Regions from separate parts of the Homo sapiens genome. Here region 2 is linked to region 1. A link is a loop called in an ENCODE intact Hi-C map of the cell type or tissue named here. Cell type or tissue: dorsolateral prefrontal cortex. All regions are shown on one strand. Each heading gives the region's core, and the rest is flanking DNA. Links, peaks and the distances in the headings are about the cores only.

What was found. Hi-C counts contacts between places; a loop is a spot of excess contacts. Peaks named below come from ENCODE experiments on the same cell type or tissue, not always from the same donor. Only the 100,000 strongest peaks of a DNase experiment are listed, where the experiment ranks them.
Region 2: it touches region 1 in a loop (2.1-fold over the local background); 11 of 110 quality-filtered maps call a loop at or near these places.

Annotation. Positions count from the first base shown.
Region 1 is chr10:78,169,602-78,185,005 of GRCh38, forward strand. It overlaps LOC105378375 (a long non-coding RNA gene), which reads left to right and starts at 9,584. Exons shown (of 4, transcript XR_946096.3): 1 at 9,584-9,645. RefSeq lists enhancers at 6,212-10,737, 6,848-7,712. In dorsolateral prefrontal cortex, for the core only: no CTCF peak of the experiment used is centred there; DNase peaks (open chromatin) are centred at 7,570 and 9,557; H3K4me3 peaks cover 2,638 bases; H3K27ac peaks cover 5,298 bases.
Region 2 is chr10:78,047,058-78,062,461 of GRCh38, forward strand. It overlaps a transcript of RPS24 not described here. Among named protein-coding and RNA genes, the nearest start is that of RPS24, 21 kb to the left of the region's middle. RefSeq lists an enhancer at 513-572. In dorsolateral prefrontal cortex, for the core only: no CTCF peak of the experiment used is centred there; no DNase peak of the experiment used is centred there.

The sequences.
Region 1 (15,404 bases), core at 3,973-11,972:
ATTCTTAACCCAGCACCCAGAGGGATTCTTCCAAGAGTTGCATCAGCCTATGCCACTTCCCCGCATGTCACTTTTACCTAAATTCGCCCAACTGCACTCAGATTAAAACCAAAACCCCTTGCCATGGCCATACGGCTGAGCTGATGTGGCTTCTGCTGCACTCACTGGACTGGCCTTTCTTCAGTATGGAGCACACCCTGGACTCCTTGCCCCTTGGGTCCATGGCACGTCCTCTCCGTCTCCTGGAGCTTGTTCCTCACCCATCCTCCTTTGCAGGAGCTTCTTCTGAGAGGCCTTCCCTGGATATCTGCTCAAAGCTCTTCCTTCCTCTTTGTTCTTTGTCTCACAACATTCAGTTCTGTTCTTTCTTTGCACATATTCCTATTTGTAAGTGCATATTTATATGTTGTGTTACTAACATAAAGGCTGTCTGCTCCACTCAGATGGGAGCTCTGGGAGAGCAGGAAGCCAGTCTCCCGTTTACTGTTGTCTGCCATGTCCCCAGCACCAGGCTCTCAAAAATATTTGTTGAATGAGTGAATGAATGAATCACAAGGCGAGATTTGAGGGAACTGACTTTCTGCTGTATCCATTGTCCTAGTGACCTTGGAGCATGAGGATATATTTTTCTGCCTTACAATGCACACTTCTGAAATCAGGATGGCTCTTACCATTGTGGCATATGTTTGATGAGGCAGTATTTTTCCTCCAGGAAGCTTCTAACTTAGTGATTCACTCTTACAATGATGCACATTATATCTAAGAATTGCAGTAACAGGAAAATCTTTGCATTGCCTAATAGATGAGAGTGTTTGGCCCTCAGTTTCTGAGAGCTTCCTTGTTGTCTCTCAGCCGTGACACCTGCTTTGTGACTTGGCTTGTGTGATGTAATCAAATATTTAGTATTTATATTGTTCATAGGTATGGGCAGTTTCTCCTTAGCTCAGACTGTAAGCTTCCTGAGGGCAGATATGGTGTTTTACACTTTGCCGTTTAAGGACTCAGATTGGGCACAGAAGGGGAGGGGAGGAGATGATATGAAAGGAAGAGGAGGGGAGAGGCAAGACAGGGGAAGTAAGGGGAGGAGTATCTAATTCCTGGCCCTCCCTAGCCATCCCTTTAGCTCCTACAGTGTCTAGTGGCCCAGCTGTGAGACCTCTTGAACTGCCCTGGCCTCATGGGCCCAGGCCCTGCCATCAGACCCCAGACCTCCATGCTGCTGAGAAATGGTGTGTCCCAATGGTTAGGAACACTGGGTGGACCCAGGTCAACTTAGGCTCTATCCCAGGTCTTGTATTTTGCTAGCTGTGTGGCTCAAGACAAGTTGGTTTCTCTCTGAGCCTCAGTTTCCTCATCAGTAAAAAGGGGATGATAATAATATCCACCTTGTAGGATAAATGTAAGTAGAGATTATGGTAAAAATATGAACAGCCTGTATTGTGTGAGCACTGGCCAGTCTTCCAGTCTTACAGCAGGATTAGGCGCAAACCTTTAGAGGTATCAGAGGAGGGCAGGGGTGGCTAAGGTGGAAGGAGGACATGCCGGGGCTTGGGACAGCAGCTGTTTAGCAACCAAAGTGAAAGTAATTCAATATTTTAACGACTGGCGTGCCATACAGGTGTGTGATGCCTACATTGTAATATAACGAATGTGAGACATTTAGCATGATGCAGGGTAGATAGTGCCTTGATTCAGGGTAGCAATTGCTAGTAGTGTGCCAGTAAATTCTACTAAACACTGGCTTTCACAAAAACAGTCCTAATTTTTAGCGTTTGCCAATTTCCTTGGTGTAAATCCTACCAATATGGTCAATTTCAAGCTACCAATGTTCCAACGCTGGACCTGGGGTTGGGAAGAGATGTATATGTGACAGTCACCATTGTACAGAATTCCCATCACACAGACACAGGATTCCTAGGTAAACTTAACAATATAGATCATAGTAAAGCATAGTGATATATTTTGAGTATCCTTTAACTTTTGATTTTAATACAATTTAACTCTAAATTTATAGGATTTACATTTTAATAATGGCTGTGTTTAGCAACTGGCTTGCAAACTTTTTGAAAATTTAACAATTGCCTCTAGAGAAGTGGTATAAGCTGTCTCTAGCACACCTTTGAATGACAATGACTATTATACCCACCAGTCTGCTTGCCAGATCTCTACCTATTTGCATTTCTGAGACCTCTGGGGACTCTCTTGCTCCTTACTGTAGCCGACCCCACCTGATGCTCATTCCTGGCTCATTCTCTCACTTCCTGTCACACCTGTGAATTTGCTATTCTTGATAGGCAGGCCCCAAGTATGTGCTCCACCCAGGGGAACATGCCTAGTTCCCAGGTCCCCTCATTCTGTCTGGCCACCCCACCACCTTCTCAACCCCGGCTTCCCTGTTGGGTTGGCCCCTGATGAGACAGTGCTAATTTGGGGAGAAGACAGTGTGCCTAAGGGAAAGCCGTGCTCCTGGGGTGTGAAAGCTGAGTGATGTTGCATTTCTTCTCAGGGCTAGAGAGAACCAGCTACAAAAGAGGGTTTGGCCTATGTTTGCCAGACTGCCTGCACCACCCTACTCTTGGCTGCCATCCTTAGCATTTCTGCTGGCGAAGGTGCTTGACAAATTAATCCCCCAAATGCACAGAAATCTCTCCTGCCAAATTCAATTCTCTAACCAGCGATAAATGCTCACCACTGGCTTGTGCAAGCAAAAACAAAGCACAAACCCAGCAGCAAGGGCTGTGGTGTTCGGGATGGGAAATTTACTGTTCTTTGAAGCCCTGCAGGTCTGTGCATCTCAAAGTTATCAAATGAATTAAAGGGTCAAAGAAAAGGGGATTTGGTAAGCAGCAGTAAGCGTGGCAGAGGAAAGGGTGCTCCACCTGGTTCAGACTTCACCAATAGACAGATCTGTCATCAAGCCTTATCTCAAGGACACTTGCTGGAAAGAGTCAGGCATCTCAGAGGCATGTTCAGGGAGAGGAGACACTGTTAGCAGACAGCCCTGTCCTTTGTGTCTGGGATAAGGAGAAAGAAGGGAGAAGAGGGAAGCTAGGCCTGGAAGATAGTGGTGCGTAGCGAAATGAACCAAGAAGTGGAGGCAAACTGGCTTGGTCTAAATTTAGGTTTCATCACTTTGTACTTGTGTGATCTTGGCCAAATTCGGTCCCATCTCTGAACGTCAGGTTTCTCATCTATTAAAATGGAATAGTGGTATCGTAAAAGATGCTATCGGTGCTTTGTCCATATCTCTTGGCAATCACCGTTCCTGTGTACCCAACCTGGAGACTTCTGACACAAGCACCTGTGGATATTTGTCTAAGGGCTTTCAGGTTGTTTTGAGTATGTGTGTACATGGCACAGGCCAGGCATTGTGGGGGGAGTTAATCCATTCTCCCAACTGGGAGCAACCTTCAACCCATGACTGGCAGGAGTTGGAGGATACATCCCCCAGCTCCTTCATCCCTCAGTGGGGTGACTGAGGTGTGCTGTGCAGATCTCCAGAGTGGCCCAGGGTGATGAAGCCTCATAGGCCTGCAGTAGTGGAGTGCTCCAAAACACACTTTATTGGCTTCTTTCCCTTCTTTTTCTTTTCTTCCCTCTCCTGACTGGTGTTTCCTGGGGTCAAATCCCAGATCAATTGCTTACACCTGAATCCTTGCCCCAGTGACTCCTCCTGGGAGAGCTCAATCTAAAAAACACATTGTATATCATAGGATAATTTTGAGGGTTAAATGGGAAGATGTTTAAAATGCTCAGAGAAAAATAAACTGCAGTGAGCATTACTAGTAGGGATTTGAGTAGATACTGGTCTCCTGTCCCTTTCTCTGTCTCCTATCTCTTTCCCAGGAAGAATATGACACAGTGAAAACTTCTTCTTTCCGGCTCCCTTGCAGACACTTGATTTCTCTGCAAGGGAGTGAGTGGGCGAGTGGCTATCTGCAAAGCTGTCTCCCCAATGCTCTGGATCCTGACTCAGAAGGGTGTGAAACTCCCTGCACATGGGGCATGAATGGAACCTCTGGGAGTTCTTTTGGGGGCTAAACAGACTCAAGGACTAATTAGCTAATGCCTGTGGAGTGCCTGGGAATGTCAAGTGCTGAGTGTGAAGTGCCATCACTTGAGATGGCTTCCCCTCTCTAAGCCCTCCACGGAAGATGTGTCGATTACTGCGTATGGAGGAGCTGTTGCTGAGTCTCTGGTTGGGGCTCTTAATCAGGCAAATATTTACAGTCCCCATGAGGTACTCAGGGCTTCACAGGCCCCAGAGGCTGCAGCTCGCAGCTTGGCCCAGGGCCACTAGACAGGGCCTTGGGGAGTGTTTCTGGGCTGCTGGTTCCTCCATGGTGCCCATGTGAGATTCTGCAGCCCAGTATCCCTGGGCCCCAGACCACTCCTCCTGTGCAACAAGCTCTTCTAGGGCCCTCCAACCCACATAGACAAGCCCTGAGGTTGCTGCTTGGTCTTTGATCATCCATCCAGGGCATGAGTCTGAAATCTTCTTCCCTTTTAAACCTGTTCTTCCTCCTTCTGAAGGCGGCATTGTCATCCTCCCCAACACTTCAGGCATCTTTGATCATTACCCAGAATGTTCAGCCACCCACCAAGCTGTTTGGATTCTTTCTCTGTATGAGTTCTGACATATACCTCCTGTGCATCCCATCACCACTGCCCTCGTTCAGGCCATCATCCGCTTCCCTGGTGCATTGCTTTCATCTCCTGGCCACTCTTCTAGCTCCTAGTCTGCTCTCCACATAGCCAGTGGAGGCTCCTTCTGAATCGCAGTTCTGATGGAATCCCCCCTTAATGAACATTCAATGGCTTCCTATGGTTTACAGAATAAAATTTGAACTTTTCTGTCTGCCCGGGGGTCCATTGTGATTTGGAGAAAGTCCTAATTGAACTTTCTCACTTTATTTTCAACTCTCTTCTTCTATGTTCCCACTGCTCCACCCAGCCTGAACTACTCTGGAGTTTGGGACCACTCCCTCAGTGAACCATCCAAGCCCTTTCACCTCTTGTCTCTTTGTGTATGTTTAGAGAACAGATTAAATATCACATCGTTCTTCTCTCACCTCCCATAACAATCTGATCCATGTTCTGGGAGAGCTATAGAGGCTTTTTGACTTTGTATTGCAGTGATGAGTAGGGAGTCAGCTTCATGCCTCCTGTATTAATGCTGTGTCTGGCCAAGATGTTTCTGACATCCGAGTGTGGTGCTATAATACAGTGATCCCTCTATCAATACAGAAGATGGTAGCATTTAGTCCCAGTTGCCTGCTCACTGCTTGTTATCTAACTGAACTTGTGTATGAGAGTCTGTCTTTTCTCCCTGCCTTCAAGGAGCTCCTTGTACCTAATATTTTTCCTCAGTGCCAGCAAATATTAGTTGTTCAATGCTTGTTGAAACAATATGAACGTGTGGCTTCAGAGACCTCTGTGTATAGTAGATGTGGCATCTCTTCCTTAGGATGTATTTCTGTGAGCTGGGCTGAAGGGACATGGCAGCCAGTGTGGGCTCCATGGGCAGAGCTCTGCTTGGAGTCCCCCTGTGGTCCCTTCCAGATTCTGGGTTCTCCAGGTGACAGTACCTGCAGAGGTCTCCTACTGGGAGACCAGGAAGGCAGGATGCGGAGACTGAGGGCCTAAGGGCAGAGAGCCAGTCTGGATGGGCAGGTAGAAGCTCAGGTGGTGGAAGCATTTCCTCAGCCATGCAGGGGTGGGGCTGCTGGGAATCTGGGGCATCATCTGTCCCCACCGGGTTGGGTGATGGGGCAGTGAGGAAGTGAGATCCTGCTGGAGCATTTCCATTGCCTCTGGAAAGGGGCCCAGTCTGGAGTTAACCCGGATATTAGATGGCAGGCGATCTAAAGGTATTAGGTCCAGTTTTGGTTTCTTTTCTTTTTCCTTAAAATAAAACAAATAGGGGTATCTTTACCCAGTCTAATTTGTGCAGTCCTGGGAGTCCCACATTGCATAATACTAGGGTGTTATGGCAGAGCTCCTGGACTTGAGCTACATAGTAGCCCTGTGATACAATTTGGATCTATGCCCTTGCTCAAATCTCATGTTGAATTGTAGTCCCCATTGTTGGAGATGAGGCCTGGTGGGAGGTGATTAGATCATGTGGGTGGTTTCTAATGGTTTAGTACCATCCCCCTAGTGCTGTCTTGTGATAGAGTTCTCCCAAGATCCGTTTCTTTAAAAGCATGTGGCACATTCCCCTCCTCTCTTCCTCCTGATCCAGCCATGCAGCACATGCCTGCTTCCCCTTCACCTTCCACTGTGACTGTACGTTTCCTGAGGCCTCCCCAGCCATGCTTCCTGTACAGCCCATGGAGCTACAAGGCATTAAACCTCTTTTCTTTATAAATTATCCCGGCTCAGGTAGTTCCTTATAGCAATGTGAGAATGGACTGATACACCTTGTCCGGTCCTGACTTCACAATCTGGTAGCCTGCTGAGCAGATAAGGTCCTCTGGTCATTTTTGTTTGACCTATCAGTGTTGATAAAAATTGAGCTAACATTTTACAATTGTGAGACTTTGTATAACATTTCACATTTCTGGTTTCTTTTAAAAAATGGGAAGACCTCACAAGACTGGGCTTCTTATTCCTACAAGGCAACTGTAAGCTGGACAGTTTGCCTTGTAGGCAGTGGCTGCTGCTCCAGGCAGGGCAGGTGACCCCACCGTGCCTCGGAAATCACTTGGCTTGTGTCATTCACTTATTGTCCTGACTCATGGCCTGGTCTTAGGTCACAGTCAAGGAGAATGTCACTGATACAGTGGAGGACCCTTCACCATCATATGTGAGGCCAGAACAATGCCATCGAGCTAAGCTGTGTGTATCCGAATGATAGAATGTCAGAGTTGGAAAAGCCTTTCTGGAACTTTGTCCCTATCTCTCCTATCTGCAAACACAGACCTGGAGCCAAGGGCCAGAAAGGGACTTTCCCAAGGCCACTCCGTGAGTTGATGGCAAAACTGAGACCAAAACCTGGTTGTCCTTACCCACAAGCAGGAGTCTTTCCTGGTTAGAGACAGAGCGTCCTGTCTTCCCTTCCTTTGTGCCTCTCATTTCATGGCCATCAGCTCCATTGCAGACCTGTGTGGAAACTGGAGGAAGACTGTGATGGGGAGGGCTGGGGAATAAAGGCCGGGGAGGCCCAGGCTGCTCAGGATAAAGGCTGAATACAGGGGCGTTCAAAAGCCACTGGGCACTGAGCGAATTAAGCCATGCTTGTCTCCGTTGCCCGGGTACTCTTTATGCATCACATAATGCCATTGTTCAGCCAGAGCCAGGGGCCAGAACGAGCACTTTCTTTGCAGGTAGGCAGCCAGTGCAGGCCCAGCAGCAAGAGAAGGAGCAGGAGAGGCTGGAATATTCTGGCTTGAAAACAGCAGCTGTGTAATAAAGCCGGGCTGGTTTGTCTCAGGGCCCCGCTGTCCCTTCTCCCCGCCTCAAAGTAGCAGCATGAATCAGTTCACTGCGGCAATGGTCCAGGCGATGTGACTTGCATCCCCATCAGCTACCTGATTGCGGTCCCTGGATGCATGAGGCGCTGGATGTGCCTGGCATACCAAACTGCCCGCCTCTGTGCCGCAGCTACTGGTAATGAAGATCACCGGCCCCGCCCAGCACTGCGGACAGAGCCGGGCATTCTTCAAGGCCACCACTGGTCTTTTATCTTGTCCAAGGCTCTGGGATAGTCACCGAAATCCTTGGGCTGCTTTTGACGGGGGCCACCAGCCTGTCTCAAAGATGCCCTGACAAGCCCCTCCAGCCCTGGGCAGACAAAGGCTTGAAAGGAGAGGAATTGCACACGGTCCAGACGCTGCTGTTTCTAATACGTTATTTTGACACACAATTAACTGCAAAATTTGCTCTAAGCTAAGAGCTCGGGCCCTCACAGGATTCGTACAGCACAATTCAAGCAGGATTTGGTTCTGTGAAACCTCATTTTTCCTGAAGGGCTAGGGATTGCCGGCTCCCCACGGTGATGCCACCCCTCTCAGGGCTGGCTGTGGGCACCGATCAGAGAGGAAGCATCAGCCCGCCCACAGCCCAGCATGGGGCCAGGGGAACCATGGCACGAGTCATGGGAGGGGGTGGATAAAGCTTGCACAAAACCGTCCAACAGAGCTCCCTGAACAACAACCCTTCCTAAAATGGTGTCGCTTATCCTCCGCTGACAAAAGCCTGATTTGAGCTCTCCCCGGAGGTGGGATGAAGCGAACACATTGCCTTTTATCTCCCCGTCGCTTTGAGAGGGGAAGACAACTGGTACAGAGCATGGTGGGGAGCCCTGGAGAAGGCACTCTTGAATGAAAGGCATAATCTCCGGCTCCCCCAAACCAGGAGGGGAGGCAGCTTTCATCCCCCACCGCGGCCCGCTCCCCCCGTCCTGGAGGCATCTGAATGGGAGTGGGGAGCTTGGAAGGAGAGGCTCCTGCCGCTGCACAATGCCACACAATATTGCTTCTCTCCAGGAGCCCAGAGGAGGCCATGGGTGTACAGCATCTTACTTTGAAACCAATTCTCCAATCAGCTATTTAAATAAGAAATATAATCTCATTGAACACCCAGAGCTGTTAGTCTGAGATGCTTCCATTTACAAGGCACTTGAAGAAAGTCCCCAAGCCCCCGGTTTATCAGGACAGCCAGCTTAGGATGACTTACTGGGGGAAAGAGAGGTGCTAGAGAGGGAGGGGAGAGAATTGAAGTTGGCCGTTAGAAATCCAGGCTGTCGACTGCTTGAGTGGTGAACCCATGCCGCACCTGTCGGTGCTCTATGCGGAGGAGGTGGGAGAGGTCTGTGGGTTTTCAGAAAACCATCCGATAGCAGGCAATGCCCTGTAAAGTTGTGAAGGGGGAAGAAGGGGCACAAAGCATTGTCTATCTCTCTTTTGGAAACATTGTTTTGAGTACTGAAGTCATTGCCACAGCATTTTTTTGTCAGAGGCCAAGTGGCTGTTAAGACCCAGTGGGTGAAATTCCCCTGACGAAAACCGGCCCAGCAAGAAGTGGGGGCGATAGCCTTGACTGACCCTCCCCTGCCTGAGCTCACGGTCTGCCTCCGGCACCAGCCATGTTTCTAGGCATTCTGGAGAGGGAGGCTTGAGAGCCTGTGCTGACCACTGTGGGAATCCTGAGAAAGCTCGTTTGCCACGTGCTAGCTTTTAATCTATGTGCAGCTCACTCACCTGAGGCCTCAGTGTTTATCACTTGCAAAATGGGTTGTAAGGACCAGGTGAGCTGAATGTGGACCGTGCCTGACAGGTGGACTGTGCCCCATACAGGATGGATACGATTCTACTGTGATGATGGCACACTCCGTCTCACTCACAACTTCGGGGAACATGGCCCACTGCTCAGGTTCTGGCATGTCATTTCTGGTCAGTAGCCCCGCCCCTCCTTGCCCTGTCCTGTTCTGCCCAATTCTGCCCCACTCTATCTTGCTCCCTTCAAAATCTATGGTGCTGATGACCGCCTGTGAGAGGTGATATCCTGTGAGAGGCTGGGAAGGGGAGTGTCCGTTTGAGCTGGAAGGCTGCCTGGAGGAGGTGTGGCTTGAACTGGGCTTGAGCAGTGGGAAGGATTTGGAGAGCGGAGGAATGAAGGAGAGCAGAGAGGAGAGGCTTGGAGGTAAGAACGAGCAGAGAGGGAGGGCTGGGGAAGCCAGTCTGCAGGGAGGGGAGGGGAGGTGAGGCGCTATGCTGGGGAGAAGGAGGGGAGAAGGATGGGAGGTGGCGGAACCCTGCCACTCCTTTCTTGGTTGCTTTGCACCCATCTGACGTCCTTGCTGGTCAGAGGATGAATCTGGCTAGAGCGGAGCAGAACTGAAGAGCAGAGCTATGCAGCCCTGGAAGCATCCTAGAGACCAAGACCCTCAGGGGCAAGGGCAGGGTGCTCACTCAGCCACACCGTGGATCAGCAGCAGGGCAGGACCCCACCCTGTGCCTCCTGTCTCTTTCTCCCGTTATGACAGCTAGCTCTGATGAGCACCTACTGTGCACCAGGCACTGTTCTAAGTCTTGGAATGGGTTTCCACAGTTAGTCCTAAGACAAGCCTGTCAAGTAGGGAGCATTGCTATCCCCATTTTAGAGACGAAGAAGCTGAGGCCTGGAGTAGTCTTGAACCTTGCCCGAGGTCACACTGCCAGGAAGAGGTAGAGCCCACAGGCCACCAGCATTGAGCTCCTTTCTGACCTCTTATCTTTGGGGAAGGTTGGCCCAGTTTCCTTCTCCTTTCCTGAAGGAGCGTGTGCGTCCTTGCTGAGACCAGGAAAGGAGGTCTCAGCTTCATTTGGTATTCCCTCCCTCCTTAGTAAAGCACGTAAGTGCCTTCTGCGCTCCCGGAACGTCAGGGAACATCAGCAAACATCAGTGAAGCGGGAGACGAATGCCCCCAAACCCGTGCCCCGTGGTGCAGGAAGGGCTGGCTCACTCGGCTGACTTCCATTAAACATTTGATGCATCACAGAACTGCCGAAAACCATCCATCAGGCCATCCCCCTCCGCCTGCCTCCCTGCCCTGCTCACAGAGGGGGTTCGGCCTCAGCCTGCATTCCCTGGCTCCAGGGAAGAGAGAGGAGAGGGGCAACACCCAGCCATGGCTGTGATGCTAGTAAGAGCACCATGTATTGAATGTCAGTGTGCCCAGGCAGACCTCAGCACATTACAGATTTTATCTCATTGAACCCCATGATCGCTGATAGGTGTGGCTGTTATCGTTCAGTAGATGTGGAACCTGACATCAAAGAGGGCCATAGTCACTCTGAAGGAGCTAGGGCCGCACTGAGCCCAGGGATATGAGTTGAGAGCCCCCTCCGCCCTTCTGCATTCCTCGATGGGGTGGAGCAGATCAGGTACTGCACAGTGGGATGGGGCCAGAGCAGCACAGTGCATTTAGTGATTAGTGACCCGTGGAGGTCAGCCCCGGCCAGAGCAGGTTGGGGGACCCCAGCACAGGGTGAGTTGCAGGACAGCGGTCCATGGGTAGTCCAAGGCACTCTGTCCTTCCCTCCACCCGGTTACTGCAGCCTGACCAAGTTTTCCGGGCTCCCCCTTCTCCCTGGGGACCCCATTCAATCAGAGGCCAGTCTCTTTGGTTCTCCCAGCTAGATGTTCCTGAATTCACAATCTCACCCCCTTTCCTTCCATATCATGGCCCCTCTCGTGGGGGACTGCCCCAGCCTCCTGCTGGTCTCTGGCCTCACCTTGCCAATTTCTTCTCCCCACTGTAGCCAGAGGGATTGTTCTAGAACCCATGTCTGCCCTCTGGTTCTTCCACTTAAAACTCAACCTGACTGCCTCACATGGGATGGAGCCCACATTGTGCACTCAGCCTGACCTCCCCAGGACCCTCCTGCCCGTCCCTTGCTGGCTGCCCCCATGCTCATGCTGGGGTCTCGGCTGTGCTGTGCTCGCTGCAGGAGAGCCATCCGCTGCTCCTTGGCTGGTGAATTTCTGCTTATCGTTCAAACTCCAATGCAGAGCACCTTTCTTCCAGGGAGTCCTCCCTGATAACCTTTATGTGCTTCATCCCAACCAGCACAAACCGCACTGTCCCATTTGCTTCCCTGCTTGTCTGTCACCCTCTATTGATCATCAGTTCCAGGAGGGCAGCGAATGTGCCCCCTTCCCCACTGCTCCCCTAGAGTAACATGGGGGCTGCTCCACAGCAGGCCCTCCAGGAATGGATGGCTGCATGATGAATGAATGAATGATGCCTGATACGGCTAAGACTGGAATCCCCCAAGGTGCAACAAGGGTCGGGGACTCAGACGCAGGTGGCAACCTAGCAGTGGGGAGGTGATGTGGTGTTTGGAGTTTAACTGACCCCAGTGCTTACAAGCTGTGTGGCCTCTGCCTGCCTCAGTTTGCTTGCATGCAACATGGGTATAATGACAACTCCTTTACTGAGAATTTGTCCTGAGAGGCCCTGGAGATAATACCTGGGCAGTGCCCAGCCCTGTGCTAGGCACAGAGGAGGATAAGGTGGGGCTCCCTCTGGGGCTTGAGGCCAGGGTCAGGCTGCAAGCTTCTCTGAGACAGCATGTGGGGCTGACCTGGCTCTGCAATCAGGAGGACTGTGAGTCCTGAGGCTATAGTCTAGGCACACAAGAGGAGGCAGGGGCAAGACACTCCCCATGCTCCTCTGGGCTGGCCTCAGCATGCCAAGGCTGGGCTCTCACCATTAGCTCATCCTTCCTTTGAATGGAGCCAATGGCAATCAGGAGGACCGTGAGTCTTGGGGCTATAGTCCAGGCACACAAGTGGGGGCAGAGGCAAGACATTCCCCACGCCTCTCTGGGCTAGCCTCAGCATGTGGAGCCCGGGCTTTCACCACTAGCTCATCCTTCCTTCGAATGGAGCCAAAGTTAGAACTGGGCCACACTGAGATTACCTGCGTGGGGAAGCAGAGGCCCAGAGAGGGTTTGGAATGTGGGTGCGGGTGAGAGAGGTGGGATGTGGGGAAGAACCACCATTTATTAGTTACCTACTAAGGTGCGGGAGGTACTGGCTTTAATGACAGTCAGGCACCCCCAATTCCTGGATGTCTGGCCATGGGCACATTGTGTAAAATGGGTATGAAGTAGCACATATCTAGATGGTTGCCAGGAGGGCAGGGGACGTGGTACAGAGGAAACACCCAGTACCCAGTGCCAGCCACGGTAAGTGCCCGCTAACTGAAGCCCACTGTGGAAACTTTGGGGTGCCTTGGTCTGGTAGGTATGATCCCCGTTTCCAGAACAGGACAGGAGGCCCAGGGAGGTGAACGGAGGAACTCAGGGCCACGCAGCCACTAGGGACCAGAGGGACAAATGACCTGGCCCGAGGCTTGTGCTGAGGTTTTGGCCACGGGGACCACATATGGCAGGGTAGTATTTTTCTCATCGCCTTCACGTCGCGTTTCTTAATTTAAAGTGGGAAATTCCATATTGGGTGCCTCATCAATCATTTTTGTGAGCTCAGCTCCATGGAAAGCACAGAAAACATTTATATTTGCAGCTCAAACTGTCGAAAATGTAAAACAATTTAAATAATATTAACATTTTAACAGCCTCCACTCACAGCTCTGTGAAATTAACCATTATCTCTTGGAGTAGTTGTTAAAATTCAGCCGTGGGTAAGTGGTGAGACCCATGGACAGCGTGTTTAGGGGTGAGAGGAAAGGCCAGGGGGCCACCCGTGTGAGCTCCCAGGGGCTGGTCCCACCCAGGCCTCCTGGCCATTCTGCCAGGCCTGTGTCCTTGCTCAGGGGACAGACTCCTGTGGCAGGGACTGTGGCTCCTTGTGTCTCAGATGAAGACCCTCCAATTGGGCTGGGTGCTGGAGGCCTAGAGAGAAACACAGCACTGACTCTGTCCTTAAGGGACCCCGGTGGTAGGGAGGTGACTGGCAAAATGCACACTGGTGTGGGATTTGTGCTATACACAAGAAGGGAGTGCTGGGGTGTTGGGGGCACTGAGGGGAAATCAGGAGCACCTCCTGGAGGAACCTGCATCTGAGATGATTCCTTGTGGTAGGCAGGCACTATGTGAGGGAACAGATCATCTCCAAGGCCTGGCCTTGCTATAAACCTCAAGAGCCTAAGAGGGCCTGCCTTTTGTCCCAGGCAGTGAGAAAGAAGGGCCTGCAGAGCGGTGCTTGTGGGTGGTTCTGTTAAGCTCCACACACAGATCTGGGATGGGTTCGCTTGAACAGGGATGCAGATAAGGGGTGGGCACTTGCTGGGCTGTTGGGTGATCCAGGAGTGATGAGCTTGAAACACCAAGACTCAGGGAAGAATGACGTTGTTTTCAAATAACAAGAATGAGACAACTTTTCCAATGGCTTCAGCAGGACGAACTAGGCTTTGTGGGCAGATGTTATAAGGTGATAATACAATTTCCTTCCTACTACATTTTCTTTTCTGTTTTGAGTTGAGTTCTTGCTCTGTTGTCCATGCTAGAGAGCAGTGGCATAATTATAATTCACTATAGCCTTGAACTCCTGGGCTCAAGTGATCCTCCCACCTTGGCCTCCCAAAATGCTGGAATTACAGGTGTGAGCCACTGCGCTCAGCCCTACATTTTCTTACCTATTCCTTCTTTTATTATTATTATTATTATTTATTTTTTCATTTAATCTTGCTCCTTTTAATACCTATTCTTCCTTCTGCTTTCCCATAGGGTCATGATACAGTGATCAGTAATGAAATGGTGAGCTCCCCCCATTGTCAGGGGTGTCAGAGAGATGTTGGGTGACATCAAGGACTAGTAAAAAGGGATTTCTGCATCGGACCTTTATTCAGCCCCACTGTGGGCCAGGTCTTGACTAGACACCACCTCCTTGGAAAAGAGCCAGACCCAGTCGTTGCCTTTGAGGGGTGTTATAGACTGAATTGTATCCACTCCCCAAATCTGTATGTTGAAGCCCTAACCCCTAATGTGACTTTACTTAAAAATTAGTAAATGAGGTTGTAAGGGTGGAGCCCTAACCCGATAAGACTGGTGGTGTCCTTATGAGGACAGGAAGAGACAGTAGAAAGCTCACTCTCATTCTGTGAGCACACAGAGCAAAGGCCATGTGAGGACACAGCAAGAAGGTGGCTGTTCACAAGTCAGGCAGAGAGCCCACTTCAGAACCAACCCCAGTGGCACCTTGATCTTGGACTTCTAGCCTCCAGAGGGGGGTAAAGAAATGTCTATTGTTTATAGCACCCAGTTTGTGGCATCTTGTTATGGCAGCCTGAACTCACTAGTACAGGGTGTTCTTAGATGAGGGATTTGCTAAGGTTGCTGACTGTAATACAGTACCATACAGGACAGAAGTGTGCACAGAGAAGGGAGCGCCTGGCTCAGTCAGGTGGGCATCAGGGGAGGCTACCTGGAGGAGGTGGTGGTGCAACAGAATAAAGAGAATCTGGTCATGAAGAGAGGAGGAGGAAGGAGGGGAAGCAGAGGTGGGGGGGACAAGGTGCAAAGACACAGAGGTGTTAAAAGCATAGGTTTGGGGACACCAAGAAGAATTCTATATGATTGGAGAGCAGGGTTAGAAGAGGATTTGAGAGGAGAGAGGAGGCTGGGGCACAGGTGGGCCCACCGACGAGGGAGGACCCTTCTTTATCTTTCTGAGAAGATGATTTAGAGACTCCCACCTGACAGAGGACTCCATGATCAGTGACTAACTTGCTGTGTGACCTTAGGCAAGTCACTTAACCTCTGCGCACCATAATGCTCTCATTTGTAAAACCGGGCAAAGCATGGCTGCCCTGCCTGCCACCCGGCTGCTTTGTGGGCTCAATAAGCGAGCGCGTGTGAAAGCACTCTGGTGAAAGCCCCATAATAGCGCCACGGAAATGGAAGGTGTTATTATTATGTAACCGCGCTGACTCCCGTCAGACAGTGTGGAGTCAA
Region 2 (15,404 bases), core at 3,533-11,532, 120 kb before region 1:
GCGATTCTCCACCTCAGCTTCCTGAGTAGCTGGGACTACTGGTGCCTGCCACCACGCCTGGCTAATTTTTTTTTTTTTTGTACTTTTTAGTAGAGATGGGATTTCACCATGTTGGTCTGGCTGGTCTTGAACTCCTGACGTCAGGTGATCCGCTGGCCTCGGCCTCCAAAAGTGCTGGGATTATAGGTGTGAGCCACCGCGTCCAGCCAGAACCTGTGTTTTGATAAGCTCTCCAGGTGATTCAGATGCATGCTAAAGTTTGAGAACCACTGAGCTTAGGGAAGGGGAGGATATTCCAGAGGGGGACAGCTGTGGAGACCCGGTAGGACAGTGCTGTAGACTGCCCCATCCCTGCCTTTTCACTTGGTGAAATAAAGACGTGTGATGCACTATGCAGACTCCCACAAGGGGGCACTGTGGGCACAGACGTGGAAGCGGTCTGCTTTGTTGTCAAGACCGCTACCCTTGTGGAAGCATGAAAAAAGCTTGATGCCAGATCAACTGGAGAGGTCACTCTTTCTTCTCAGAGAAGGTCTAATGGGGGTGGTAATCTTGTTTATAGGATTCGGCCCTCGTAGGGAAGCTGAACCTGGAGGGCTTTCTGCTGTTCATATGTGCATGGTGATGTCTACCCATCCGTGCTGCGAGGTCTCTGCAGATCCTGTGCAAACAGCATTCCCCCTTTTGTAGCTGCCCAGCCAGGCAGCTTGCGGTTTCTATTGGGGGAGGTGGGGGCCGAAGGCTGGGAACCCCAGCAGCCCGATTCTGCTTCAGCCTTCTGCCTACAGTGCTATGCCTCTGTCCTATTCTTTGACAAGCATGGGTCCGGGGCCACAGTGCTGGGTCCAAGACCTGTTTTCAAGCCTTAGCTCTGCCCCACCACACTTTAAGATCTCTGGCAAGACCCCTTTCTCCTCTGGGTCTCAGTTTCCTACACTGTAGGATGAGAGAGTGGTGCTGAGAAAGTGGCTGTCAACATCTCTTTCCACTATAAAATTCTGCCCTGGGAGTTGAGGAAGAGACTGCCTTGTGCTTTTCAAGGACCTCGGATTGCAGGGGATCTGTAAACCCTGCTACATGACATCCATCTCCAGTAGCCACTTAAGGAAGCATTTCCAGGGATATGGTGCAAGTCAGTAAGGTGGAATCTCTCAAACAAGATTTTTTAAAAAGTCCATATCTTCAGACATCCAGAATTTGCTTTTATAGGTTTCTATTCTGCACTGTTTGGAAGAAGGAAAATTTATACCATGTTCTCTTTTCTGCTGCAGTGTGTATTTCTTCCAAAAATACATTGCCTCGGAGGGTCTTTGGCATTCACCTCGTTAATCCAGGGATTGGCATCCTATACTCTCGGTGACTGCTCACCCAGCTGAGCCACTGCTCTGCCTGGGCAGGAAATCTCCAGAACTGCCTTTTCAGAGCGCTATAGATGTGCTCATCCCTGGGTTATAAGGGGATTCAAAAGAGTGGTCCAGCCCTCTGCTGGCTCCCACCGTCGATGATGATATTCAGAGAGTCTGGTTAGAAATTGCCCAACCCAGCCGCGTGCGGTGGCTCACGCCTGTAATCACGTTGGGAGGCCAAGATGGGCAGATCACAAGGTCAGGAGTTCGAGACCAGCTTGGTCAATATGGTGAAACCCCGTCTCTACTAAAAACACAAAAATTAGCCGGGCATGGGGGCATGCACCTGTGGTCCCAGCTGCTCAGGAGGCTGAGGCAGAAGAATCGCTTGAACCTGGGAGAGGGAGGTTGCAGTGAGCCGCGATTGCACCACTGCACTCCAGCCTGGGCGACAGAGCGAGAGTCCATCTCAAAAAAAAAAAAAAAAAAAAAATTGCCCAACCCATAGGCAAACATTGTTAACTGCAGCTGTCCTTGGTGGAGGAAACAAGTTAAACATGATGTCTCTTTCCATCAGGCCTCCTTGGAGCGGGGAAGGAGAGCTCTTCAGTTCCTTTGGCACCTTCACGCAGCATGCAAGACGGGCTGCTTTTTCTTCTGTTTATGGATGAGGCACAGAGGGTAGATGACTTGCCCCAAGTCCTTCAGCTCATTCATGCTGGGGAAAGGAGTAAGCTTCAGGCGTCTTCCCCTGGAGTTCACGCCACCTCTGACAGCAAGTGAGCCGTTTGCTACTCAAGTGCTGTTTCTTGCTTTTTTAAGGTAACAAAACACTGCATGCTGTCTGGGGTACCTTTTCCCTGCTGTTCAGTTCATTGCCCTGTGTCGTCTCACAGAGCGTGTCACTGGTACAGAAATGTTCCCTGGGAAGCTAGAGTTGAAACATCGCCCACTGGTGCTCCTGAGCTGGCTTTGTCATGGGTTTAGAGGGTATGTTAGGGAGGAGGCCTTCTGCTGCAAGTCTCTGAGAAGTCAGCTTACACTGCCTTGAACAGTGAGGTTGCTTATTAGCTCCTGTAAGAACCCCCTGGATGCCCAGGAGCCTTCAGGGTTGGTGGACACTGCAGTTTAACAGCGTCTTCGAGGGCCTAGACGTTTTCTCTCTCCACTTTGCTGCCAATGCTGGTGCCATTCTGAGGGATAGTTGCCCATCACAGTGGGGCTGGGACTGGGTGAGGCAATGAAGCGCTTAGCATGTGAAATCCAAGGAGGTCTTCACCCACAGTGGTGCTAGTGCAAGGTCAGCATCTCCTTGACCCTAAGAGCACCTTGCCCTAGTACTGGGGCCTGTGGGAGGCCACCCACTCTCCACAAAGGCCAGACCAGAAGTCACCTGTGTTTTTTCTGCTCCTCTTCCATCGGCTGGGACTTAGTCTCCTGCAACACCTAATAACTGTGAGGTGGGCTGGGAAATATAGGCTTGTTCCAGCTCAGGCAGATGTGGGAGCACAGTTTTGGGGGACAATGACCAGTCTTTGCCACAGCAGGAAGAAAATGGTTGCTTCATAGGGATCCTTTCAGCAGAAACCTCCCAGCAAAAGGGGGAAGTTTACTGGGAAGCTGTGGGTGATCTAACAAAGCCAAAAGGTAGGCGGTGCTGGCAGCCTCCCTGGATTTGGGTCTGGAAAATCATTTCAGAACAAATCAGCTCTTCCTTCTCCCCTCCTTCCTCCTTCCCCCTCTTTGAGTCTATGCCTCTCTCTCTCTCTCTACAGGCTGGCTTTTCTTTGTTCCCCTTTCTGCCCCATGGCTGCCACAACCAGGATTTTATTGCTCCCCATTCCAAACTTCCGGCCAGATTAGTTAGACCTGCATCCTCCTTGCCACTTCCCAGGGACAAGATGCTGACTGGTCTGTCAGCTCATGGAGCCCACTCCCACTTACCTGGGGCTGAGGAGCACCTGCTGGGAAGGTTTGAGGGCAGGAGGGCTGCTGATGTATCCAATGCAGCCACCACTCCCACCGCTGAGACATCTGTCTTTCTTTCCTTCTTGTCACTCCCAGACCTCAGCAAGTGGCCGCTTTAAAAAGAGAATAAGAGCTTTATTGAGGTTTAATTCACAGACCATATATTCACCCTTGTAAAGTGTGCAATTCAATGGGTTTCAATGTATTTGCAGAGTGGTGCAACCACCACCACCACCTAATTTTTAAACATTTTGATTTTTATTTGGTCTCACTCTGTCACCCAGCCTGGAGTGCAGTGATGTGATCATAGCTCGTTGCATCCTCGAACTCCTAGGCTAAAGTAATTCTTCCACTTCAGCCTCCCACATAACTAGGACTACAGGTGCACAGCACCAGGCCCAGCTACTTTTTTTTTCTTTTTTTTTAGTTTTTGTAGAGACAGAGTCTCTACATTATGTTGCGCCTCCTGGCCTCAAGCTATCCTCCCACCACACCTATTCATTTTTGATCATTTTTATTATGCCAAAAAGAAACCCTTAGCCCGGCAGGTGTCTCATGCTTATAATCCCTGCACTTTGGGAGGCTGAGGCGAGCAGATCACCTGAGGTCAGGCGTTCGAGACCAGCATGGCCAACCTGGCAAAACCCTGTCTCTACTAAAAATAAAAAATTAGACGGGCATGGTGGTGAGCACCTGTAATCCCAGCTACTTGGGAGGCTAAGGCAGGAGAATCCCTTGAACCTGGAAGGCAGAGGTTGCAGCGAGCTGAGATTGCGCCACTGCACTCCAGCCTGGGCAACAGAGTGGGTGAGACTCTGTCTCAAACAACAACAAAAAGAAACCCTGTAGACATTAGCAGTCTCTCCCTATTTCCCTCAACCTCTGCCCCAGCCCCTGGCAACCACAAATCTGTTTTCTGTTTTTATAAATTTGTCTATTCTGGAAACTTCATATAAATGAAATCATATAGTGTATATAGGTTTTTATGACCGGATTCTTTCACTCAGCCTAATGTTTCCGTGCTATGTCCACACCGTAGCATGTATCAGTAATTTATTCCTTTTAATTACCAAGTAACATTCCCTTGTGTGGATTTACCACGTCAACATCAGTTGATGGATATTTGTGTTGTTTCTGCTTTTTGGCTATTCTGAATAATTTTGCAGCTATGAAAATTCATGTGCAAGTTTTTGTGTGGATGTTTTCACTTCTCTTGGGTATATACCTCGGGGTGGAATTGCTGGGCCTTATGGTGACTCTCTGGTTAACTGTTTTCCACAGAGGCAGCACCATTTTATGTTCCCACCAGCAATGTACGAAGGTTCTAATTTCTCCACATCCTTCCTGACACTTGTTATTATCTGTACTTGATTTTAGCCATGCAAGTAGGTATGAAGTGGTATCTCATTATGGTTTTGATTTGCATTTCATAATAACTAATGGTGTTGAGCATCATTTCATCTGCTTATTGGCTGTTTATATGTCTTCTTTAGAAAAATGCCTGTTTGAATCCTTTGCTTATTTTCAAATGGGGTGATTTGTCTTTTTATTGTGTTGTGTTAGTTTATATATCCTGGATGCAAATCTCTTATCAGATATATGGTTTGCAAATATTTTCTCCTATTCTGTGGATTGTCCATTTTTAAAATTTATTTATTTATTTATTTATTTTGAGACAGGGCCTTGCCCTGTCGCCCAGGCTGGAGTACAGTGGCTTGATCTCGGCTCACTGCAACCTCTGCCTCCCAGGTTCAAGCAATTCTCGTGTCTCAGCCTCCTGAGTAGCTGGGATTATAGGCATGCACCACCATGCCTGGCTAATTTTTGTATTTTTAGTAGAGACGGGGTTTCACCATGTTGGCCAGGCTGGTCTCGGACTCCTGGCCTCAAGTGATCCACCTGCCTAGGCCTCCCAAAGTGCTGGGATTACAGGTGACCGCCACCACCCCCGGCTTAGTTCTTGGTTTTTCTGTCCTTGGAAACTGCTGTCAGGGTTCCCGAGAGACTTTGAATGTAACAATAATACCTTCCTTTTATTGAGTGCCTACTATTCACTGTGTTGGGCACATTGTATATATTACCTTTTGTCCTGGAAATAGTTTTACAAGGTGGGGATTATTGTCCCCATTTCATAGTGTGATGAGGATGCTAAAAAAAAGCAAATGTTGCCTCTAGCTGCCGCCATGGGAGGTAGGCACCTGGAGCGAAGGCACGGCAGGTTCTGCTCTGCCCTATCTCCCTTTGGACCCCTTCTAGGGGTTATGTTGGATTTGGAAGCCACGAGGAGGAGTCTACTCAGACAAGAGCATCCTGATGGGGGCTGCCTTGAGATGATGGGGTGTAAGCCCTGTTTAGCTGGAAATGAGGAGAGAGAGACGTACCCTTGGTCAAGGGCTATCATGTGAAAGAAGGGTAACATTTGTCCTGGAGTGTGGAGTGTGAAGCATATGGGGAAATGGTTTGGGCTGGATAGCAGGCAGTTTTTAAAACTTGGAGCAAGCCGGGCGCAGTGGCTCATGCCTATAATCCCAGCACTTTGGGAGGCCGAAGTGGGTGGATCACCTGAGGTCAGGAGTTCGAGACTGTCCTTACCAATATGGTGAAATCCCACCTCTACTAAAATACAGAAGATTAGCCAGATGTGGTGGAGGGCGCCTTGTAATCCCAGCTGCTTGGGAGCCTGAGGCAGGAGAATCGCTTGAACCTGGGAGGTGGAGGTTACAGTGAGCTGAGATTGTGCCATTGCGCTTCAGGCTGGGCAACAAGAGTGAAATTCCGTCTCAAAAAAACAAACAAAAACAACAACAACAACAACAAAAAAAAAAAAAGAAAAGAAAAAAACCTCGGAGCTAATGGAAGGGGCCTGCCCCCTGGGAAGCAGCAAGCTTCCTGTTGCTGGTGGTACACAAGCAGAGCCTGGCTGCTTTCTAGGTGAGGTGGTTGTAGAAGCTCTTTGGGTTCAGAGTCCTGGGGGGGTTTTAGGGTTTCCTTGAATGCCCAGAGCCTGTATGTCATAGCTTCTGATTTCACAGGGACTTCCTGTCCACGCAGCTGGGATCTCTCCCAGCCCAGATTCATCATGTCTCACCCATCCTGAGGGCTAAATTTGGAATTTAATAACAACACTTTGGATTTATGTGGCCCGTTTCCTTGGAGGCATTACATCTGTTATCCCATTAATTCTCCTAATATCTTTGGGTGGAAGGTGAGGGAAGGTGAGGGAGCCTGAGAGGGGAGAAGGAACCTCTTTGGCTTCTTCAGCTCCTGAAGGGGAGAGGAAATGGCAGAGCAGGAGCGGGCCGGGGATGGGGGAACGTCTGCACCACAGCCCCTCTGGCTTTCCCCTCTCATAAAAAGCAGGTTGCTCACCGGATGAAGGGGTGTCTCCCAGCAGGAAGCTCCTGTGTTGGGCACAGTATATTGGTGCATAAGTCTCCAGGTGGACTCTTTGAGGGCTGGAAGTGGGTAGACATCAAGGTGGGCAAGATGAAGCCTGAGCCCTAAGCTTGGGAGGAGACCAACATGTCTACCACGAACCAATTTGCAGAGCTGGATGGTCTGGAGGAAGCAGTATGGCTTCCTGGGGAAGGGGGATTTGAGCTGAGTTTGGAAAGAGTCCTGGAGCACCCTGGAGTCCAGTTTCCTACCTCCTAGTCACGTGGTGTGGGTGAAGGCCATACCTTGGTGAGCTTTCCCAGGGTATGGGGGTGCCTAGGGTGCTCCTCAAGATCCTAAGGCTTGGCCTGGAGTGCTGTTGGGCGAATGGCCAGAGAGTCTGGGCAGGCAGAGGAGGGCTGGGGACTAGTGCAGGGAAGGAGCCGCTGGCACTGGCCATGAAGAAGGAGTGGGAAGGGAAGGGAAGGGTGGCCCAGGTGGAGGGCTCTGTGGGGCAGAGGCAGATTGGTGTGGGGGTTCTTGTCTACTCCAGACTATGCTGTTTTCATTCCTGCCTCTGTTCTGAGGCTTGAACTCCTGCAGGTACCTGGCTTTTACAGCCCTCCCAAGTGCCCTTCCTTCAAGCTTTGGCTCTGACTGCTGCTGATCTTCCCTGGTACCAAGTGAGGGAGGTGCAGAATCCCAGGCCACAGGCGCAGAACAGGGCGGCTGGAAGGCACCTGGACAATCCTCTGAGACTATTCTCTCCTTCCCGCTTTTGCAGATGAGGGAATTGGGGCTTGGAGTGCAAGCATTGGGAAGAATTTCCCAGGAAGAGAGATGCACAGATGTGAAGAACTCGAAGGCAAGAGAAAGCCGGGGGGTTGTGTGGCAGGTAGAAGTGCCAGGACCGTGGAGCGTGTGGACATGTGGCAGATTGCGGAGGGGCTGTGGCAAGTATTTACAGGTGGCCGTTACCTGGAGGAAGACTGAAAACAGAGAACAGTGCTGCCAGGCGTGCCTTTTGGAGAGGGCACTGGTCAGAAACGGAGCCTTCATGTCGCCTGCCTCACCTGCTCCTGCTGGTTCTCCCCACCCTGTGGACGGTGACTTGGTCCTCCACTTGCCAGAAGCCTTGTCAGCAACCTTGACTCTGTCACCCCACATCCAGGCCATCAACAAGTCTTTTGGCCCTTTCTTTGAAATCCACCAGGAATCCAGCTGCTTCTCCCCACCTTCCTGCCTCTCTGGTCTGGGCCACTAATGTCACTGCCATGGCCGCCTTGCTGCATTTCTGAGGATGCTTCATCTCTCCACCTTCTTCTCCACTCAGCAGCCAGCAGGGCACTGTGGAAATCGGAGTCACATGAGCTGGCACCTCTGTTCAGAACCCTCCAGGGCTCCACATCTCTCTCACCCAAATGCCAAAGACCTCCCCACGCCCCCACAATCCCCCACGACCTGGCCACTGGCCTCCCACCACCTTCCAGCTCCAGCGGCTCCTACCACATTTAAGGCTTTCCTTCCTAGTTTTAATTTTTCCTCGTCAGCAGTTGATTTTATTATTTTCTTGTTTATTGGTATTTTCCCACTAGAAATGAAGCTGCGTGAAGTTAGAGATTTTTTTTTTTGGTCTGTGTTCCTAATTAGCTCATTGCTATACCCCTGGCGCCCAGAACAATGCCTTGGACACAGTACGCAGTAGACTAAATAAATACTTGTTGAATGACTGACTGACGGAATGACGGCTGTGTGGGGAGTGGATTGGGTCGTGAGGCAGAGGCTGCGGTGGAAACTCAGGCAGGAGGTGATGGTGGTTCTTGGGGCTGCGGAATGCCAAGTTTAGAAGCTCTTCCTCTGCTGTGGCACATGAACCGGTCACTCGAGAAGGCTTTTAGATTTACTTTGCCTAATCCCCTCTTAGTGCATGTGGGGAAACTGAGGTACACAAAAGGAATTCCCCACCAAGTTAGGGGCAGAACCTAGCCCCCTTGTCTCCCAGATGGATATCTTCTTTTTTTTTTGAGACGGAGTCTTGCTCTGTTGCCCAGGCTGGAGTGCAGTGGTACCATCTTGGCTCACTGCAACCTCTGCTTCCCAGGTTCAAGCGATTCTCCTGCCTCAGCCTCCTGAGTGTCTGCGATTACAGGTGCACACAACCACGCCTGGCTAATTTTTGTATTTTTAGTAGAGACGGGGTTTCACCGTGTTGGTCAGGGTGACCTCAAACTCCTGACCTCATGATCCACCCAGCTCAGCCTCCCAACGTGCTGGGATTACAGGCATGAGCCACCGTGCCTGGCTGGACATCTTGTTATTAAAGCTTCTTCTCTCTTTGTAGGGGAGGGGGAGATGCCTCTGGTGGAGAAGACCAGTGTGGCAGTGACTGTGTCTGTTAGTGAACCTGGTGGCTGGTTGAGGGTCTGTCGTGGTGACTGAGGACACATACAAAGTGCTTTTCTCAGTGGTCACCTTGGTGTTGGTGAATAAGGGTCAGAAGATGGCTCCTGTCCTAGGGCACTGCCAGTCGGTTTGGAAGCTGAAATGCCTGCTTAGCAGTTTGAGGAAACACAGACCTTGGAGGATCTTCTGGTTGCCTCTTCAAGAATTCATTCTATTCCCCTTCTGCTCCCCAAATTTGCTTTTCTTGGGGTGGGTCTTGGTTGGCCTAAGCCAAGAAAGTATGGCATCTACTCCTTCCATAGCAATAGCTCAGGAATAGGCAGTGACCCAGACCTGAACCAATCAGTGCATGGAATTACCCCTGGCCAAAGTGGTTGATTGAGGCTGGGTGCAAGCAGAGTTGTGAGAAGGCTCCCATTTGGTGGTTGGAGAGATCGCACTTGCTCCAGAGGTCATAATGTGCAGATCTGAGGCTTGGAACTGCTGCAGACATTTTGCTACCACAAGTGAAGCCACCCTGACGACACAGTTGACAATTTGGAGCAGGGCAGAGCTGAGAGAACAGCAGGGAAACAGCCAGAGTCTTGCTCAAGCCTCCCTGAAGTATCTATACCCCTGGACTCTAGTTATGGGGGCTAATAAATGTTATATACTGTTTAAGGTAGTTTGAGTTGGTTTATCTGTCATTCGTTATTGAAAAAACATTTTTTTTTCGGCTGGGTGTGGTGACACACACCTGTAGTCCCAGCTGCTTGGGAGGCTGAGGCAGGAGGACCGCTTGAGCCCAGGAGGCAGAGGTTGCAGTGAGCTGAGATAGTGCCACTGCACTCACTCTGGCAACAGAGCAAGACTGTCTCAAAAAGAAAAGAAAAAAAAATTTCCATTTTCATCAAAAATTGTATTAAAGATTTTCTATGTGGTGGGTTCTATAATATATTCTTATAGGGAATAAGACCTATATTATCCTTCCCCTCCGAGAGCAATGAAAAAAACACAAATACTGAGGTGGGCAGATCACTTGAGCTCAGGAGTTCGAGACCAGCCTGGGCAACATAGTGAGGCCTGTCTCTATTAAAAAACAAAAAGAAAAGAAACACAAATATCACACATAATTATAGACAAACACATAGCCAAGTTGAGGAAGAACAGAAACAAAACCAAAACAGTTTTTCTGGGCTGATCACTGATCAGATAGAGATCATTTACTTGCCTGGCCTTTGCTCTAAAGATCTGGTTTCATGTTGGTTTTCTCCATGTTACTCATGAACCCCAGGAATTCTGGAAAATTCTTACCTTTCTAAGATCAAGAGTAGGTGTAGCAGTAGGAGCACTTTGAGTGTCAGGGTGACAGAGCCCAGAGGCAAGGCCCATCTGCAGGAAGCGAAGTGACAAGTTGCTGGGTGGCCCCTTGTGTGATCCTAGCATTGTCAAGGAAGAAATCTTAACTGATATTTGGGTGATAGGGAATCATGGGGAAGTGTGGGTGTGGATGGGGACAGCCAGAGACAGATGTGACTATTTTTTTCTTTTTCTTTCTTTTTTTTTGGAGGCAAGGACTCACTCTGTTGCCCAGGTGGGAGTGCAGTGGCTTGATCAAAGCTCACTGCAGCCTTGACCTCCTGGGCCCAAGTGATCCTCCTACCTCAGGCTCCTAGGTAGCTGGGACCACAGGCGTGTGCCACCATGCCTGGCTAAAATACATATATATATGTGTGTGCGTATATATATAAAATATATATGTGTAAATATATAAAATACATATGTACATATATTTTATATACTTATATATAAATATATACAATATATATGTACTATATATATTTTATATATATATATATATATTTCTTTTTGAGTCAAGGTCTTGCTCTGTCACCCAGGCTGGAGTGTAGTGGTGTGATGATGGCTCACTGCAGCTTCAACCTCCTGGGTTCAAGAGGTACTCCTGCCTTGCCTCCTGAGTTGCTGGGACCACAGGCACACACTACCACACTTGGCTAATTTGTTTTTCCTATTTTTTGTAGTGACAGGGTCTCCCTGTGTTGTCCAGGCTGGTCTCGAACTCCTGGACTGAAGCAATCTTCCCACCTCGGCCTCCCAAAGTGCTGGGATTACAGCCGTGAGCCACCACATCCAGCCAGCTAATTGTTTTTTATTTTTGTAGAGAGGTGATCTCCCTTTGTTGCTCAGGCTGGTCTCGAACTCCTGAGCTCAAGTGATCCTCCCTCCTTGGCCTCTCAAAGTGCTGGGATTACAGGTGTGAACCACTATGCCTGGCCAGATGTGACTTTTGCTTGAAATGTGCTCCAGAGCCCTGCCTAAGTCCCGCTCCTCTGAGAAGCCTTCTGTCCCACCAGGTCTGGAGGGCAAGTGCCAAGAAATGCTCTGAGCTGTTTCTTCCTGAAAGTGGGGCAGCTTGGGCTGTCAGCATGGTTTCTAGCACCGTTGGGGCCATGGAAAGAAATCTGTCTTCCTACAGAGTCACTGGCTTTTTATCCTTCCCCTTCTGTCCGTGGACATGTACCCTCTTGGGAGAGTATTGATCAGAGGGGACAGCACTGATCATGCCTTTGCCGGAGGTCTGTGCACACATCCGCATGGGCACCTGTTAGCATGTGCTTGCTAGAGCTACAGATGGCTTCCTGCTGCCCCACAGGTGGGGTTCTTTACCTTACTTTGCCCCTTGGTGGGTGGTGACCAGTGGGCTCCTTCCTGGAATATTTATGCATGCGGAAAAAACATGAACTTACAAAGAAAACCAAGTCTATTCAAGTACACTTAGCAAAATTAACATTTGTGATGAAGTAACAAATGTTTCCTTATTAATGCAATAATAACTATCTTGTGGCAGGTCTAATTACTACTATAATTCAAAGTAGGGATGGAGGCCCTAGTGACATTTGAAATATCTGTAACAGCTGTGATGTTATATGAAAATATCTGTGATTTCTACTGGCCACAAAGTCTCTGGAAGTGCTCAAAGTACAGGGATTTATTATCTACATTCATGATGGAAAAATCTTAGAAAAGAACCAAAAAAACACACAAAAAAGAAAAAAAACAAAAATCTTGGAGGTCAGGGCTGGGCGCGGTGGCTCATGCCTGTAATCCCAGCACTTTGGGAGGCTGAGGCGGGTGGATCATCTGAGGTAGGGAGTTCAAGACCAGCCTGACCAACATGGAGAAACCCTTGTCTCTGCTAAAAATACAAAATTATCCAGGGTGGGGTGGCACATGCCTGTAATCCCAGCTACTCAGGAGGCAGAGGCAGGAGAATCACTTGAACCCGGGAGGCGGAGGTTGCGGTGAGCCGAGATCGCACCATTGCTCTCCAGCCTGGGCAAGAAAAGTCTCAAAAAAAAAAAAAAAAAAATCTTGGAGGTCAGTGAAAATAAAGATGTAACTTTTTTCTTATCCAAGTTCATGGGACCCCTGCATTCTATCCGTGGACCCCATGGGGAGTGGCTGTGCTCCCCAAGTTAAGAACCCCTGGGTGACAGGTACTTTAAGAAATGCTTGTGTGTGTGTGTGTGTGTGTGTGTGTGTATTACATTCTGTAGATATATGCACCTATGCATCTACCAGGATTCTCCTACCCACAGAGAAAGCTACAGGGGACACCTCTTACCACTCCAGGTGGACCTGCTATGCACACACACACACACAGCCACAGGCATGTCAGAGACACACTGCATGTGTACATGCACATGCTCGTATGCAGCACATGGGGTCATGTGCACACACACCCCCGGAGAAGTGTACACACAACTTACACTTATACCTGCCCACAGAGCTGCAGGGACACATGCTCACACACACAAGCATGTGGACACATACTCCTGGCTCTGTACCCAGCGCTTCCTGTACACATGTGCACACAATTCTAAGTCCTAGGCAGGATGGACAGAGGAGGTCAGATTCATGCCATCTGGATACTGTCCCCAGGCACTAAGGAGGCCTAATCCAAGAGGATCAGAATCCTACCCAATCCACTCTCCCCAAGTGCAAACCAAGGAGCCAGTGAAACTCTAATCTGTACCCTAATGGGATTTGATCAACGTCGCTGTGCCACCATGAGTGGGGCTGCCACAGAGCCCTCGATTTGAGCTTGTCTGACCCCGTGGTGAGGGAGTAGGGCAGTGGGCCCAGTACAGTGCGGGCGCCCCCTCAAAGGAAAGCATTCTTCATTGGTAATGAACATTATGTCTGCAGAAACTAATGGCCCAACCTCCTATTCAGTTTATGTAAAATAAAACAGGCCATATGCTGCTGCTTTCAGAGTTTGGGTGTTTAAATTAAATGTTGTTCAATGAATATTCAAGCCCATTTGCTCCAAAGTTGTGCTCAATGTGGTGGTGGCTCTCATCCCCCTCCTTCCTCGCAGCCCCTCCCTGCTCCAGTACCCAGGGTATTAAGCCATTAGAACGGGGTGTGAACATCCAGGCATCTGTCTTCCAACGGAAAGTTGGATATTAAAATGCCGGAGCAGATGACAGTATAAATAAAGACATACAGTGAGAGGCTCGTCTGGTTATTTTTTTGTTTGGTAATTAAGACTGAGGAGGTTTTGACTTAAGTTCTGTCTTATTGAGAAACAGAGATAGGGGGCTGAGATCATTCCACCTCTTCCCTCTTTACTTTGCCCATCTGCCCAGAGAGCGGCTTCTGTGTTGGCCTCCATGTAACTGGCTTATTGACGAGTGTCATGTTGGTGGCATAGAGATGTGAAATGATTTTATTTTTATTTTTATTTTTTTTGAGATAGAGTCTCGCTCTGTCGCCCAGGCTGGAGTGCAGTGGCGCGATCTCTGCTCACTGCAAGCTACGCCTCCTGGGTTCACGTCATTCTCCTGCCGTGGCCTCCCGAGTAGCTGGGACTACAGGCGCCTGCCACCACACCTGGCTAAATTTTTGTATTTTTAGTAGAGACGGGGTTTCACCATGTTAGCCAGGATGGTCTCGATCTCCTGACCTCGTGATCCGCCCACCTCGGCCTCCCAAAGTGCTGGGATAACAGGCATGAGCCACCACGCCCGGCCGATTTTATTTTTCTCCAGCTAACTTCTCTCTGCTGAACTCTGTCAGATTATCCTTAACATGAGCTGGAGCAGAGTCCAGAGTTTTATGGTCAGTTATAACTGAGCCTGGTTCAAAACTGGCTCATCTCTGTTGGAACTCCCACCTTCCCCATCGGAGGCCCGACCGGTGCTTGGGTGAGGGAAGTGGGGAGGGGTAGTGTCTCTTCTCTCATGCCTCTGCCCACTCCAGAGCCTTGGGTCTTCCTGTCTGGGGTTGGAGGCAGGGCTTCCTGTGGGTGGTGGAAGGTGACTCTACTCTGACCCTCCTCTATCAGGGTTTGCTTCCCTGGCTGATGTGGTGGTTTCCATGTAGATGGTGGGGCAGGTGTCCTTGGGACAGAGTTCAGCTCATGCCAGCACCATCCATCACTGAATATCCCCTCTGAGAGAAGCTGGGGCTCTCTTCAGCCCCATGAGTGGTGCACTCCTCCAGCCCTCTTTCTGAGTGCGGCATTGTGTCTCCTGGACTGTCCTGGGATTCCGGCGCATCCTCTGACCTCCACATCTCCATGTGGCTCCACAGGAGGGGCTGTGAAATGGGGGTGCAGAGGCCCACACTCTTTTTTTCCTGAGCAGTCTACCCTGTGCCATCCATACTCTGCTGCTGGTGTGGGGTCTTCCACAAGCCCTCCACCTTCTGAGATCTCTAGGGGCACGTGGGCAACGTGCTCCATGCTCACATCTATTCCCAAGCTCCCGGTGTCCTGAGTTAGGCTCACGGGAGCACTCCCTCCCTAGATTTTGTTCCTCTCCCACGGCAGCCACAGAGTGGGGCTGCAGATCCTGCAGGTCGGCAGGCACCCGGCTCGGGAGGGAAACACCAGCTTCCATCTTTCGGGCACCCCCATTTCTTTTTTTTGTGGTAAGGAAGATTGGGGACTCTTTTTATATTTAATTTTTGAATAAATAATATATTTACATGATTCAAAAACCAAAAGAATATGAAAAGGCAAATATTATCTTTTTTTATTATACTTTAAGTTCTGGGATACATATGCAGTACGTGCAAGTTTGTTACATAGGTATACATGTGCCATGGTGGTTTGCTGCACCCATCAACCTGTCATCTACATTAGGTATTTCTGCTAATGATATCCCTCCCCTATCCCCTACCTTCCGACAGGCCCCGGTGTGTGATGTTCCCCTCCCTGGGGCACCCCCATTTCTATGAGGGATTCTCTTGGAGCTCCTCTCATCACAATGACGGCTCTCTACGTGACCACTTCCCCCACCATCC